Linked DNA regions of Homo sapiens: region 2 is linked to region 1. Evidence: chromatin loops called from intact Hi-C (ENCODE). Cell type or tissue: prostate gland. All regions are shown on one strand. Each heading gives the region's core, and the rest is flanking DNA. Links, peaks and the distances in the headings are about the cores only. Region 1 has its middle 79 kb from the start of WDR26. Region 2 has its middle 77 kb from the start of DNAH14.

What was found. Peaks named below come from ENCODE experiments on the same cell type or tissue, not always from the same donor. Only the 100,000 strongest peaks of a DNase experiment are listed, where the experiment ranks them.
Region 2: it touches region 1 in a loop (10-fold over the local background); 98 of 110 quality-filtered maps call a loop at or near these places.

Annotation. Positions count from the first base shown.
Region 1 is chr1:224,509,271-224,517,606 of GRCh38, reverse strand. It overlaps a transcript of CNIH3 not described here. Among named protein-coding and RNA genes, the nearest start is that of WDR26, 79 kb to the right of the region's middle. RefSeq lists a silencer at 1,790-1,994 and an enhancer at 7,642-8,336. In prostate gland, for the core only: a CTCF peak has its summit at 3,704 (motif pointing left); a DNase peak (open chromatin) is centred at 3,686.
Region 2 is chr1:224,848,307-224,856,642 of GRCh38, reverse strand. No RefSeq gene overlaps it. Among named protein-coding and RNA genes, the nearest start is that of DNAH14, 77 kb to the left of the region's middle. In prostate gland, for the core only: CTCF peaks have their summits at 3,501 (motif pointing right) and 4,958 (motif pointing right); a DNase peak (open chromatin) is centred at 5,002.

The DNA.
Region 1 (8,336 bases), core at 324-8,323:
CACACTGGGTACAGTGTACACTGTTTAGGTGATGGGTGCATCAAAATCTCAGAAATCACCACTAAAGAACTTACCCATGTAACCAAACACCACCTGCTCCCCCAAAACTACTGAAATAATAATAATAATAAACTACAAAAAAAGGAATATCTTTCCCCTCAGAGAGAAACATCCTGGAAGGCGAGGCATCAAACGCCACTCCAGGCGGGTGAGTAAACCCTGTGGGGTTGAGATCAGCCCCACCGCAGCCTACAAAAATGCTGTGTGTAATCAGAGTTTCAGCATCCCGATTTATGAAATGGCTCCGTTAAATAGGCTCCCAGCTGGCATTTCTGCACACACTATTGGGTGTGCAGAACAGGCTCCTGCTCCAAGGTGTGCTCAGCACTGCCCCATGGGAGTATGGAGGTCATCCCACCACCGCCGCCAACCTCCATCAGGTCAAGAGAGCAGAGAGATAGGGGAAAATGCAAGAAACTGAGATAAACACACATGCCAAAAAACTAACAAACAAACAAAAAACACCATATCCCACAGCCAGAACAGCCATACCTGGACATCACAGTATGCAAGATGCCCCATCTCCAGGATCCAGGTGAAATCTTCCCCTACCCCCTAAAAACAGTTCTTAATTTCCCTGTCACTGAAACAGAAGCAGAGCTGGGGAAGTGGGTGAAGCCATCTGGCTTTATACCTATAGCTCCTAAAAACAAAAAAAAACAAGAGTGGGGCCAGGAAGGGCTCACAAGGAAAGAGTGTGTCCTTAGCACTGCGTAGAGACAGATTTTCTGGCGGGGATGATGCGATGATGGCAGAGGGTAAGAAAACGTGCTGCAAAGTTTACAATCTGCCCCATCTGTTCAGCGCTGTTCTGTCCATGGCAGGCGCCGAATGGCTTATCTGCTCTTGCAGTGCAGACCCATGCAGGGGCCAGGCTGTCTGGGGAGGCCTACAGAGACATGGAGGGCCAGCACCACTGCCTGGAGCATGCAGAGGCTTTGCAAAGGCCCAACCCCAAAGGCAGAAAGCCCATGACTCTTCATGGCAGCCCTTTTGCTTTGAGATCTAGGAAATTTTCATCTCTAGCATTGAGCTAGGCTTTGAAAACACAAGGATGAATAAGATGCCATACCTGCCCTCTAAGGTTCATAGTCTCGTGGGAAGCCCATAGATGTGGCCCAGTGGTAGCACCTGGAGTTGACTAGGAAGTCAGCAAGGTAAGTTGAGCTGTGAAGGGCTTTATGTGCCAAGCCGAAGTGCATGGATTTTTTTTTTTTTTTTTTTTTTTTTTTTTGAGACAGAGTCTCGGTTTGTCGCCAGGCGGGAATGCAGTGGCACAATCTCGGCTCACTGCAACCTCCGCCTCCTGGTTCGATCGATTCTCCTGCCTCAGCCTCTCAAGTAGCTGGGACTACAGGCACGTGCCACCATGCCCAGCTAATTTTTGTATTTTTAGTAGAGACAGGGTTTCACCATGTTGGCTAGAATGGTCTCTATCTCTTGACCTCATGATCTGCCCACCTCGGCCTCCCAAAGTGCTGGGATTACAGGGGTAAGCCACCGCGCCTGGGCAGTTCATGGATTTTTTTCTCTACATTTGTGGGTCATAAAACACAATCCAGAGGGTACAAGAAGAAAATACTAAAATGTTCATGTATTTATTTTTATACAATTAAACACATAATAAGCTAAGCTTTATTAATATTCACTCTAAGCAACGACCTTCGTACCTTCACTTGGTCCACTCATCAGTGACCACAAGTCACAGGGTCTTGAGTGATCCTGGGGGAACAGTGGGCATCCCACAACGTGGACGGCTTGACACTGGCGATTCTACTTCTCGGCTCTTGTTCAGCATGATGTGGCCTGTTATAGACAAGCCTGGGTAAGTGGAACTACAGAGAGGATCCCATGTTTAACTATCCCCAAAGTGGGCAAGAGGCTTAAGCTTTTTTCAAAAAAGAAACTGTGGATTGAAGTAATAATGCAAAACAAGATGAACAGCAAGAAAGAGGCAGACCTGACAAGTTGTTAGCCATATTTCAAGGGCAAACAAGACAATATAATCAGATCTCACAGGCCAGCCAAAAAGTTTTCAAATTACCAAAAGAGTCTTTGAAACATGGCTTGGTGCGTGCTGCTGCTAATGAGGAATCTAACCCTAAGTGTAATTGTGCTCAAGATATTAGCTGACAACAGTAATGAAACCATTGCAGTTAACAAGACATTTTAAAATACTGCTTTCCTTTTCTTTACCATTTTTTGAGTTAATATTTGTGTATACTTTACAATGAGCATAATATATTGGTACAGTCATGCATGTACAAAAGTACACATAAATAAGCATACATCTGCTGGGAGTGCATACTCAACACTTTTCACTGCTAAAGAGTGGTAATCAAATCAATGCCACTGTAAATAGCCTAGACCCCCGCCCAGACCCTCCTGTTCTTGGCTTTCACCTTCCAGAAGCAGTAGGAAAAACACTAAAAACATTAAAAGTGGGCACTGCCTACTAAAACTTTGTCAAAGATCATTCCAAAGAGTAAGACCTGCTGGTTTAACAAAACTGTTCCTTCCTAGTCATGGCCATGTGCCAGAGAGGAACAGGTACCCAGCTAAATCTCAGCTCTGCAGCTCACCAAGATGTGGGGCAATTCAAGTCACTTCTCTGGCCTAGGCTCCACACAGGCAAAATAAAGGAGTGTAAGGTAGTATGGGAGGCAGAGAAGGGGCTTCTGTTTTAATGGGGGTTTTGTTTTTGTTGTTTGTTTTTTGAGACAGGGTCTCACTCTCGCCAAGGCTGGAATGCGGTGGCATGACCACGGCTCACTGCAGCCTCAACCTCCCTGGGCTCAGGTGATCCTGCCACCACACCCTCCCAAGTGGCTGGGACTACAGGCTCGCACCACCACACCCAGTTAATTTTTGTATTTTTCGTAGAGACAGGATTTTGCTATACTGCTCAGGCTGTTCTTGAACTCCTGGCTTCAAGTGATCCGCCCACCTCAGCCTCCCAAAGTGCTGGGATTACAGGTGTGAGCCATTATGCCCAGCTTATTTTAATGTTAATTCTTTATCTTAATATGTATTTGAAAAATAGCAATTTTCCATTTATGATGGTGGTCTTTTTAAAATCAACTTATGTAAGTTTTACAGGAGTAGATATTAAAATACTAAACAAATAATATAGCTAGTGTGCAGATTTAGATGTCAAAAACTGGGGGCTGGAGTGTAACTGTGGACTCAGAAACCCTGGCTAGATGATATTTATCTAGTGCCCAGGTCTGAAACTCTATGATTATTCTTAACCTGCATGCGTATAAACTAAAATATCGTAAGGCCCTTATAGCAAACAATAGGACTTAGACAAGTATGTTCCAGTTCAGTTCAGGTAGATCATTTTATACCTCTTGGTCTCTGGCCCCTGATTTAAGATGAACAAATGCAAATCAAAAGAAGATGAATGAAGTGGCTTTTTGTGATGACAGTTTCTGCTGCTGTTGGAGATGAGGTTTGAAGGAGAAGGGTGTTTGTTTGTTTGTTTGTTGCTTTAATAAAGAAAGCTCTCTGCCTTGCCGCTGTGGGAGTCTAAAACTACTGTAGAAAGAAATGTCCAAATATCAGCAAAGGGAGGGAAGGAACGTGAGCCTCAGGCCCTGTCGCTCACCCAGACGCCCTCTCCCGGCAGAAACGTGCGGGTTTGGTGCCCCCTGCTGGCCCTTTTCTGACAAAGACGGACACCCAACCACGGAGGGCCTGGGAGGGCCACTGCAAAGTGAGCCTCTCAATGGTCGTGTGAGTGCGCAGTCTTGCAAAAACGCACCTGAAACAACAGCAATGCATAATGCATGACTGTTAAGAAGACAGATCCCATGAAGTAGCTCTGTGTCTCCTCCTTCATGCCACTATATTGAATTAATGTGTAACTTGAATAGACAACAGCAGAACCCGGGGGAAAATTCGAAGGGCCTCTTCTCATCACTGCTTCTGTCCTCAGCCAAATGGTTCCCCGTGTCCTCCAGGTGCACTGAGAACACAGCTTTTGCAACAGCCCTTACGTGCATCTGAACTGAGGCTGGGAAGTGGGGCTCGGGCATTGCAATCATTTCCTCAAGAAACAAGCTGGCCAGGCCCAGGGGCTCACACCTGTAATCCCAGCACTTTGGGAAGCTGAGGCAGGAGGATCAGTTGAGTCCAGGAGTTCGAGACCAGCCTGAGCAACATAGAGAGACCCCCCCCCTCCCACCCCCACCCCCACCCCCAACTCTACAAAAATTAAAAAAAAAAATTAACCAGGTGTGGTGGTATGTGCCTATAGTCCCAGCTACTCAGTGGGATGATTGCTTGAATCTGGAAGGTTTAGGCTGCTGTGAGCTGTGATCACACCACTGCACTCCAGCCTGAGTGACAGAGCAAGATCCACTGTTTAAAAAAAAAGCTAGGTAGCACAAATTGTAAATTATACAAAGGGACACAGGCTGCGGGCAGGGTCTCTGCTCTCAAAGGGCTTTCCATCTAGAAAAAGAGATAAAAACAGAAATGGTTAATAATGTCAGTTACCATTTATTAAGCCAGCCACTTTACCATTATCTCCAGTGTTAACAGCAATGCTGTAAGCTAATAATTGCCACGTTGCAGATGGGTAAACAGGTTCAAAGAGGCCAAAGGACAGAGGCCAAAAGCGGGAGAGCCAGGTCTCCAACCCTGGTCAGCTTGACTCTGAACTCCATTCTGTGTTCACTCACATCATTTTTAGCTTAGTTCCCCTATACACGTGGGAAGATAAACTACACCCACCCACACATGGGCCCACACATGAACAGGGAGGGCACGTACCCATGACAATAGCCACCTCAGGGGCTGGAGGAAGGTAAATGGGCTGGAGGGGTGGCAGGGTGGGTGGGATGAAGGAAATACAAATGTGTTCTTTCTTTTATTTTAAAAACAAACAAGGTTTAAAGCCCACATATACCTCATGGTATGTTGTTAGATAAAAATACTTTTAAATGCAAATAAAAATTGTTAAATGTAAAAAATGTCAACATTTGTTCATTTTGGTTGATGGGTACCTGGCTATTCATTACTGTATTTTCTGTATAGCTCCATTTTTTCTTTTTTGTTTTTGAAACAAGGTCTCACTCTGTTGCCTCAGCTGAAGTGCAGAGGCACCATCATAGTTCACTGTAACCTCAAACACCTGGGCTCAACTGATTTCCCCCTCAGCCTCCCAAGTAGCTAGAACTACAGGCGTGCACCACCATGCCTCGCTAATTTTTTAATTTTCTGTAGAGATGGGTCTGACTTTCTTGCCCAGGCTAGTCTCAAATTCCTGACCTCAAGCGATCCTCTGCCTTGGCCTCTCAAAGTGCTAGGATCACAGGCATGAGCCACCATGCCCATTCTTAGCTCCAAACTTTTTTTTTTTTTTGAGACGGTGTTTCACTCTTGTTGCCCAGGCTGGAGTGCAATGGCACGATCTCGGCTCACTGCAACCTCCACCTCCAGGGTTCAAGCGATTCTCCTGCCTCAGCCTCCCTAGTAGCTAGGATTACAGGCATGCGCCACCACGCCCAGCTAATTTTGTATTTTTAGTAGAGACGGGGTTTCTCCATGTTGGTCAGGCTGGTCTCGAACTCCTGACCTCAGGTGATCCACCCGCCTCAGCCTCCCAAAGTGCTGGGATTACAGGCATGAGCCACCATGCCTGGCCAGCTCCAAACTTTTAAAAATTTTCTTAAATTTGTTTTGTTTGAGATAGGGTTTGTCCTGTCACCCAGGTTGGAGTGCAGTGGCATGATCATAGCTCACTGCAGCCTCGCCCTCCTAAACTCAAAGGATCCTCCTACTTCAGCCTCCTGAATAACTGGGACTACAGGTGTATGCCACCACACCCAGGTAATCTCTTAATTTTTTATAGGCAAGGAGTCTCGCTATGTTGCCCAGTCTGGTTGCAAACCAGCCTCAAATGATCTTCCCACCTCAGCCTCCCAACATGCTAGGATTACAGGCATGAGCCACCACACCTGGCCTAGTAAATAATATTTTTATTTAGGAAGAAAGAAGGAAAGAAACTGAAAGGAAATAAGTATCCTCCAAGGATCTGAATATGAAATCATGAAAACCAGTCTACCCACTTTGTGATCACATGCGGGTCTGACTATGAACCCACAGGTTCAATCCAAGTGGAGAATACTCAGCTATTTACATAGTGGCTTTTGTCTGGGGACCTCAAAGCACTTCACAAACACAAATTAATTCCACCTCTTGTCACCTCCTAAAAGATAGAGGAGTATTTTACAGATTATTAAATAGGGTCTGGGGAAAATGAAGTGTCTTATCTAACATCACACCATGAGTTACAGACTGAATTGGGAATAGAGCCTTGGAAACGACAAGCAGCCCTCTGGCCTAACCACAACTGTGATGGCATCACTGATAAAGAAGAAACCTATAGCATCTGCCGCTCCCATTCTTCTCGTGATATACTGTAATGCACTGTGCCTTTAAGAAGCAGGCCTTTCAGAGAGGTCAGCCTCCCTTTCTTCACATTAAGCCTCATCTGAAAATATCCTACAATGCATAAACAGAGATCTTTTTCAGGGACAACCCAAACCACATCCTCTGGCTTGCATTTTGCATCTCCAGCCAGGCTGTGTTCAGTGCTGGCCTGTGGTGGAATGAAACAACTCTCCTCCTTTCCCCCTTGCCCCTTCTCCCAGAGGACAAAGCCAGGGAGGAAGGGGACAACCTGTTACCATCAGACCTCAGTGCCAGGGAGGCCTGGTGTGTGCTGAGCCAGGACAGAGAGTATGTGCTCCAGAACCCCCTTTGGAGTATCAGTCAGTAAACTCTGGTTGTGCCATCCTGGAACCCGGCTCCTCTGTGTTTCCTCTTACCTGCCTACCTGAGCCCCACAGCATCAAGGTCAATGACTGCATTGACCGGCCAGGACATTAATATGGTTCTAGTTCTTTCTTTTTTTTGTTTTTTTTTTGTTTTTTTTTTTTGAGACAGGGTCCTGTTCTGTTGCCCAGGCTGGAGTGCAGTGGCATGATCATGGCTCACTACAGCCTCAAACTCCTGCCCTCAAATAAGCCTCCTGCCTCAGCTCTCAGCTTCCCAAAGTGCTGGGATTACAGCCATAAGCCATGTGCCCAGCCTTGTTTCTGGTTCTTGCTGTCACCCACCTCAATTCTGAGTCTCCCAACTGGCCTCCCTGGCTCCCGACTGCTGATAGTGATCGTTTTAAAACACAACGCTGACCACGGGGCGCCCCTACTGACACTCCATGCCTGCCCATCAGCTGAGGATGAAGTTTAAGCTCCTTTGCATGGGGAATGGGGCAAACTGACTCCCGCTGACCCCTCCAGCTTCTTCTACCTCTGCTCCCCCTTCCCAGTAACAGAGCCTCTCACGGGGGCAGTTCCAAGGGGAACATCCATAGACTTCCCTCAGTGAGTCAAGAGGGAGGAGTCCAGAGTTCAGTTATCAAGTTTAAACAAGGCAGGATGAGAAGTGCAGGCCAGCGGTAGAGCCACGAGGTCCACACTGCTAGGAGCCCACGGGAAGCAGACTAAGAAAAGGAAGGCCTGAAGCCCAGAAACCAGCAGCCAAAGGAGCTTCCTCTATGGTTCGTGCATCGAGGGCTGGAAAGCATTGAGGAGGAGACACCACCACTTTCTGGGGCCCTTTTTCTAGGTGGACAGCTGGGGCTCGCCCCTGGGAGACACTGACACTGTCGCCTGCAGCTCTGAGGAGGGAAGGAGGTTGCAGGATTGCTCCTCAGGCCTGGACACCACCCCAGCATGCACTCAGACTTCAGGCGAGGGGGGCACAGAGGTGCCAGAGACTGAGCATGGGTCTCATCGTCACCAGCCTGGCACCTCACACTTCTTTTTGTTTGGATTAATCTTGTAGCCAAGAGGGAGCTGTGGAGGATCTCACCTGGGGAGTAACATGATCAGATTGAGGTTTGCAGAAAAACCACTCTGGCAGCTATTTGGGGCAGGCAGGGTACTTGGGAGATGACAAGAGTCCAGAGGACAGGACAGCAAGAGCCTGACCTGTGGCAAGGAGGGTGGGCCAGGGAGAAGGGGCTGCATGGATTGGGCACTGGGTCTCTGGTGAGGGTAGATTATGTGTGAGCTGGAGGAAAGCATGGAGCCAGAACAGACAGGAGAAGCTGAGAGGAAGACTCACAGCCAGTAAACAAACCACCACCCAGGCTTTCCTTTCTTCTTTCCTTTCTTCTTTCCCTTCTTCTTTCCTTTCGTCTTTCTATCTTCAGGGTTTCACTCTCTCACCCAGGCTGGAGTGCACTGGCATGATCTCAG
Region 2 (8,336 bases), core at 330-8,329, 340 kb before region 1:
AATGTATGGGCCCAGCATTTTAAAAAGATCTTATTGAGCTCTTTTAGTATTTTGACTTGGCCCTCCAGGGGTTTCTCCATTCACACTGTCCTAGCTTCATATCCCCTACAGGTCTGAGCAGCTTGCCTTCCAAATCTTTATCCAAGCTGAATCACTTAGCAGAGCATTGTGATGGACAAAGCTCGTGGTAGGCTGTAAGAAATTGCCTCTCCAGTTAAAACTAACCCATTTTCATCTGAGGCAGATTCCTTCAGAGTCATGTACTAAGGCTTGGTTGAATTTCACAACATAACATAGACTGGGGAAGAAATGGACTTTACTAGAAAATGAAGCAAACGTACAAAATGAGAGTTAACAAGGGAAGGCAGGGCTCCCTCTCTCCCACTATCCTCATGAGAGGTGGGTGGTGCCAGGGCATTACAGCTGACTTCACCATGGAGGTTGTTCCAGGGGAGGGACCTGGCCCTCAGCTGCTTTCTATTCTTTTGGGGCAAGTCTGAGAACAAACTTATTGGGCACTGGGCAGTCTGGATTTGGGTGCCAGCTGTTCTCAGGAGCTTCCTGGGGGAAAGCAAGATGCCAGTGCCTGGAGACCCTAAGGCCCATGGGATGTTGCAGTCCCATCTGCTCCAGGGAGGATGCCATGGGGACACCCTACTAGAGAAAGGGATGCCCCAAATCCCAGCTGGCTTGTTGTTCAAACAACTTAGGGTAAGTTCCCAGGATCATTTTTGCTTAATTCTGTCTCTTGCATCAAACCTATTAATTAAAGTTTATTTGGGTTTAGTCTTTCATTCAGCTACAAATTCGCCTGAGAAAATGGACACCCAATGCTAATTATTCACCTTTTTTTTTTTTTTTTGGAGACGGAGTCTTTCTCTGTCGCCCAGGCTGGAGTGCAGTGGTGCGATCTCAGCTCACTGCAACCTCCGCCTCCTGGGTTCAAGTGATTCTCCTGCCTCAGCCTTCCAAGTAGCTGGGACTATAGGTGCCTGCCACCACGCCCAGCTAACTTTTTGTATTTTTAGTAGAGACAGGGTTTCACCATGTTAGCCAGGATGGTCTTGATCTCCTGACCTTGTGATCTATCTGCCCGCCTTGGCCTCCCAAAGTGCCAATTATCCACTTTGTCTACAAAGAAATCAGTAAAGCCTTGGTAAATAAATAGCCTACATCAAAAACTGACAGCGCAAGTTATACATATACACATTTCATCTACCTTTCCCCAGAATGTAAACTCTTTGAACAGAGAGACTGTGCATTATTCTGTAACCCATAGGGCTTAACCCTCTGCCCTATACAGTAATAGCAGCCACATTTATTCACTGACTAGGTTAGGCACTGTACTCGTGTCAGCCACCATTCTGGGTCTCTGACATGCATTATTTCATCAAATCCTTGCAACTCTTCAAGGGTAACCCGTGAATAATACCCATTGCATAGGTGATGAAACCGAGGGCACATAAGTACACAGGAAGTAATGGGACTGGATTTGAACTGAGCTCTATATGCCCCAAAGCCCTTCTTCTGTTGTATTAATTGTCTGATTACAGTGCAGATTAACAATAAATATCAATGAATAATCAAGTCTACTTCATCTTTGTGTTTCCAGGCAGGATTATGCAACAATCCCTGAGACATGAAGATTTATGTTATTATAATAGAGTCATGTCAACATAGTCCTCCCAGGATAAAAGCCAACTCCTAAACTTACAGCAAAGCTAACAATGATGGGATAAATACACCTGTTACCAGTTTATTAAATAAGTTGGACTCTGAGGCTACATTAACCCTTAAGCCCACCCCTCCTGAAGAATTCATTATCCCTACCACTCCACCCTTGGATAGAACCTTGGATTTGTATCATAGCTTTTCTAATTACTCTTTAGTAATAACAGTTCCTCTGACTACTTACAGTTAATAAAATGTAATCTAATAAAATTAGATTTCCAGCGATTATTATCAAAACCCTAGACTCCCATTCAATCTAAATTTTCCCTCCTGCTCCAGCGTGGACCTCCCTCAGGGGTTAGACTCCTCTTTGTCTCACTCTCTACCTCCCTGGGGGCCTTTCCAGCGTGGTTCAGGGGTTTGGAGGGGAGGCATGGGACAGAAAAGGCCTTCTGGCTGTGACTGAGAGCTTTGATGGGTTTCGGAGAATGCTCTTCCTGGGGACCCCCTTCCCTGGTGTAGCTGGTCCTCCAGCTGACCATGTACAAGCTTCTCATCCCCAACCCCACCCCAGCCACTGCTTCCAACAGTGTCCCCAGTTTCTTTCTGCTGTAGACGCCTGAGCCTGGCAGAAAGGCTTTTGGGGGCAGAGTTCTTTCAGTTATTTTCAGGCTGATCCCTCAAACGCCAGAGAGCCCATGACAATGTCTCCAGGTGAGTTTTCTCTTGGTGGTTTCTTTCTCTTGAGCTGACAGAGAAGGAAAAGGCCCTCCCTCCTCAGCCCCCATGGGTGGGGCAGCGGGTGGTGCACTGCATCCTGGCAGCCCTTTCCTGGCCTCTTGAACCCCTTGATGAAACCTTTGCCTTTTCTTACATATGTGCCAGGTGGCTGATGGGATAGGGGTCAAAGCTGGTTTCATAATTTTTGCATTTATAGTGCAGCACCTGTTGTTCTTGGCCCCCAGTGCTTTTGCTAAAGCCTTAAGAGGATACAAAAAGTTGTGTTTAACATCCTGTTTCACAAACGTGACACAAAAGAGACCTTTATAAAAATAAGCAACTCAAAGGAAGGGGACAATGAAGTGATCCATGAGAGGAAAGAAAGGCATTCATAATGCTGTTTATTGGGCTATACTTTGTGTCAGGCTGTACACTAGGTTCCATGCTCAGATCACATCACTTAATCCTCACATCAACCTGCATCCTCCTGCAGTTTTACAGATGAGAAAAATGAAGTTAATACTTTTCTCAAGAACACAGGGTGACTTTCTGAATCCAAAACCCATGCACTTAACAGAAGTTGAGAGGGAGGGTAACAGCTCTATAAAAGCCATTAAGAAGAGAGCCTTAGACCCATAGAGAAGGGCATGGGCCACACTGCTTTTGAGAGTGTGATTTGGAACCCTACTGATATGTTGCGGATTCTGTAACAGACCAACTTGGCATCTTAGAAAACTGTCACATCAAGTCTAAACTCTTCTGCCCAGTTATACCATTCTTGTCATTCCCAACTAACCAACATGGCCCCTCCACTGTCACCCAAACAGTTGCTTTTTTGGCCAAGAATGCCAAACTCCCCTTCTTTTCAATGCAGAGCTTTAGTGCATGACTTACCTCCAACCAGGAAAGTTCACAATGCTTCTTTGGCAATCTATGTTTGCCATTTTATTTCAAGACCCAACTCAGAACTCACATCTTGAGTTGGTTTTACCTGATTCGTCCCATTCTCAGCATTCATTCATTCATATCTGTCCCACTTTTATGGACCAGGAATGCAGATGGGAAAAGGGGACTTACGGCCTTGCAATTTTCTTTTACTACCACTAGATGGGGACCTTATAAGATGAAATGCTGACTCAGTTGTCCAAGAAAAATCAGGAAGCATAAATCAGGCTGACGCTTGGTTTCTAAACCAGTCAAGTAAGGCAGCAGGCAGTAACATACATACATACGTACACACGTACACACGTACATACGTACACACGTACACACGTACATACGTACACACGTATATACGTACATATGTATATTCAGAACTGAATAATTGAGTAGGGGAAATGCAACTTTGCAAGAAGCTGGGACTGCCTAGATTAGGTTTGTATTATATGATCTCATGTTCAGGATCCTAGCATGATTACTATATGTAGCATATGATTACTGAATTATACTACATCATTTTCCTCATGAAGAAACCAAGACCCAAAGATGCGAAGCGATTTATCAAAGGGTAAAAACTAAAATATTAATGTCATCTTGAAACTGTTCTATTCCATTTCACGATATCTATGGTGTATTGCAGGTAACTGTAGGTAACGGTAGGCCGGAATTTAAATTTTTGGATTCATTTGAATCTCCCACATCTCTGCAACGTTCCTAGGAATAGCCATATCAGCAGCCATGACAACCGGTTTTGAGCCCTGACTATGTGTTAAGCATCATTTTAGGTGACACATTACATAACTAAATTCACGTAGTCCTCAGAAAAGGACTGTATTATCATCATTTCTATTTTTAGATGAGAAAACAGAGGCTCAGAGATGTTAACAGGCACAGAGCTGGCAAGTGAAAGCACAAGGATTCAAACCCAGATGCAGTGGAGACCAAGGTGTGCTACTGCTGACTAGCCCCACCGTCTGTCCGTACCATGCTGGACAACCAGGGCACTCCAGAAAGCCTTCTTCATGGGCTTCTGGGCTCCCAGGGATGAGCTGGGGGTGGGTTGCCTTTTGTGCCCCTCACTGAATTGAGAGAACCCCCCTCTGCTCCTTTGCCTTCGGTGCCCTAGGCTGGACCCTTTCCTGTTTAAGCAACAGAGCAGTGGGAGCGGCCCTGCTGTGCGAGCCTCTCGAGCACAGTCTGCATTCAGTCATTTGTCATGGAAACAGTGTGGGAACGGAACAGGTGATGAGCCCTTCCATCAAAGGTGTATTCAGTACCTACTGTGGCCTCCAGATGCAGAAAGTCAAAGTAGTGCCTGCCTTCGGATCCCCCAGCCCCGTGGAGGAAACATAGAACACCTCATGGCAGTGAGCTGAGAGGACTCAGGAGGAGTGAGGGGCTGAAAGGCCAGGGCAGGGACGGGCTGAGCTGCTGCTTAGAGGGTGTCCCCGTGTTGCTACTGCCCTCCTAGCTCCTCTCCACTCCTTTGCTTTGGTCCCCAGCTAAGGGCCAGAGTGCACTTCTATCAACTTAGAATATAACAATAATCATTAAACACCATGTGGTGGCCTGAGAAGGAGTCTCAAAGTGTCTTGACCTGCCTTTTTTCCCGGGCTTGCCGAGCATGGATCCACATCACCAGCAGAGGGCACTATGCCAGAGCTGGCTCTGTTGAGGGCATCAGCAGAAAGTCCTCCAAGCTGGCACCTTGTGTTTATGCCCATTATAAAACACTGGACTTCAAGGCTCTTGTCCATAGCTCGCTTTGGGACAGTTAAACTAACAGTGCTTTACAGAGTTAGGCTGGCCTACCTTGGGAGGCACAGTCCCCACCCCCTTGTTTATTGGCAGCTGTCACTGACCAGCATAGGTCAGTACTGAGCACTCTGAGCAAGTTACCTTTTCTCATGCTCTCAGCCACCCTGGAGCAGGTGGGTCTGACTGTGGACACCTTGGAACGACCCCCATTCCAAGCCTGCACTGGATGGGCAGTGCTTAGGGCCTCACTTCTGTAACTACTGAAGGCTCAAACATTCCTTTTGGTCACCAACCCTTGTAGTGTGGTCAGGAAGAGAGATGCTGCGACCATCCCAGAGGAGCGGCCAAGGTCTGAGCTCTGAGATGCACTCCATGTCTCTACGCGCCGCTCCTCCAACAGCCACCTCAGGAGAGCATATCTTGGCAGGACAACCACAGTGACCTCTACCCTTGGTGCTAGGACCCAAGAGCTTCCCTTGCAGGAGCTGACATTAGACAGCACGAGGATGGTGCTTTCAGCCAACTTCTCAGCACCCACTCCTCCAAACACTGGGCTGCATGCTGGGGTGCAGAGGTGAAATGGCCTAGTCCCCATTCTGGAGCTCAGTCTGAGGTTGAAAAGGGTGACAACTCAATGAATTGAACATTTATTTGTGTGAATATTTGCTCATCAATCTAAAAGCCACAAACACTGACTATTTATTGTGCTCTGCCCCAGATTTGCTCTCAGCTTAACACAGTGTCTGCATGTAGATACCTCTCAATACATGGTCCCTGAACAAATAAATATCAAAACAAGGCAAAGGAGGTAGCACCCTCTGCTTATGTTCATACCACAGATTCACAACCAAAGAAAATGTGTTTTCTCTACCTTTAAGGCATTCAGGGCATTTAGAAGCAGAGTGTGAGGGCGCATGTGTGTGGTCTGATGGTCCGATGATGATGAAAGCTCCTGGCTCATTTCTCTTCACACCAATGGGATGCCTGTGGTTAGGGGGGCATCTTCCCCACTGGGAAAACCTACTACCCTCACAGCCAGATTACTGTTTCCAGTTCACCAAAGTGATCCAAATACAATATGGAAACTCTGTGTGTGCTTTTGAGCTTCAATGATACAGTAGGCAAAGACCCTTGCTACCTGGGCCCCATCTCAACCGTGTGTGTGGGTGCAATAACATGGTGACCCCTCAGTCGTCAGACACAGATTTCAAAAAGGCAGCCATCAGGTAAGATCTGTAGGTAAATGCTTCAGAGGAGAGCACCTTCAATCTAGCACCAGATGATAAGTGTAAAGATGGTATCATTCATTTTGGAAAATGACCATGTCAACAAGGAAGATGCTTTTTTTTTTTTTGAGACGGAGTCTTGCTCTGTCACCCAGGCTGGAGTGTAGTGGCGCGATCTCAGCTCAATGTAACCTCCGCCTGCCTGGTTCAAGTGATTCTCCTGACTCAGCCTCCTGAGTAGCTGGGATTACAGGGGTGCACCACCATACCCGCTAATTTTTGTATTTTTAGCAGAGACGGGGTTTCACCATGTTGGTCAGGCTGGTCTCGAACTCCTGACCTCATGATCTGCCCACTTTTGAATTATGATCACTGACTCATTCTCTCATTCTCTTCTCTTTTAAAAATTTTTTAAATTGACAAGTAAAAATTGTATGTATTTATGGTGTACAACTGTTACCAGAAAGGAGTCCTAATCCAGATCCCAAGAGAGGGTTCTTGGATCTCGTGAAAGAAGGAATTTGAGGTGAATCCGTAAAGTGAAAGCAAGTTTATTAACAAAGTAAAGGAATAAAGAATGGTTACTCCATAGGCAGAGCAGCACCAAGGGCTGCTGGTTGGCCATTTTTATGGTTGTTTCTTGATTATATGCTGAACAAGAGGTGGATTATTCATAAGTTTTCCAGGAAAACAGTGGGCAATTCCCAGAATTCAGGGTTCCTCCTCTTTTTAGACCATATAGGGTAACTTCCTGACGTTGCCATTGCACTTGTAAACTGTCATGGTGCTAGTGGGTGTGTCTTTTAGCATGCTAATGCATTATAATTAGTGTATAATGAGCAGTGAGGGCGACCAGACGGTCACTTTTGTCACCGTCTTGATTTTGGTGGGTTTTGGCCGGTTTCTTCACCACAAACTGTTTTATCAGCAAGGTCTTTATGACCTGTATCTTGTGCTGACCTCCTATCTCATTCCATGACATAGAATGCCTAACCACCTGGAAATGAAGCCCAGTAGGTCTCAGCCTTATTTTACCCAGCCCCTACTCAAGATGGAATAGCTCTGATTCAAAGCTTCTGACACAACATGATGTTCTGACATATGTATACAATGTGGAGTGGCTAAATCAAGAATTTAACATATGTATCACCTCACATACTTATTTTTTGTGGTGAGAACACTTAAAATCTACTCTCTTAGCAATTTTCAAGTATATATTATTATTGAGACAGGATCTCCCTCTGTAGCCCAGGCTGGAGTGCAGTGGCATGACCACAACTCACTGCAGCCTCAATCTCACCAAGCTCAGCTGATCCTGTTACCTCAGCCTCTTGGGTAGCTAGGTCTACAAGTGCATACTACCATGCCCGGCTAATTTTTGTATTTTTTTTGTAGAGACAGGGTTTCACCATGTTGCTCAGGCTGGTCTTGAACTCCTAGGCTCAAGCGATCCTCCTGGCTCAGCCTCCTAAATCCCAAGTGCTGGGATTACAGGCATGAGCCACCACATCTGACCCAATATATTATTCTTAACTGTGGTCACCATGACATATGATTGCTCTTTTGAACTTACTCCCCCTAACTGAAACTTTGTACCTTTTGATCCATTATCTCCCCTTTCTCTATCCCTGCCAATCCCTGCCTCATCCCCTAGTAATCAACATTCTACTCTCTGCTTCTATGAGTTCAACTTTTTTAGATTCCACATAAAAATGAGATCATGTAGTATTTGTCTTTCTGTGCCTGGTTTATTTCACTTAACACGATGTCCTTCGGTTTCAACTATGTTGTCATAACTGACAAGATGTCCTTCTTTTTTAAGACTGAATTTTCTTTATCCATTCATCTGTTGATGGACACTTAGGTAGATCCCATATCTTGGCTGTTGTGAATAGTGCTGCAATAAACATGAGAGTGCAAATGTCTCTTTGACATACTGACTTCATTTTCTTTGGATATATATACCCAGCAGTGGGACCTGCTGGATCACAGGGTACTTCTATTTTTAGCTTTTGGGGGAAA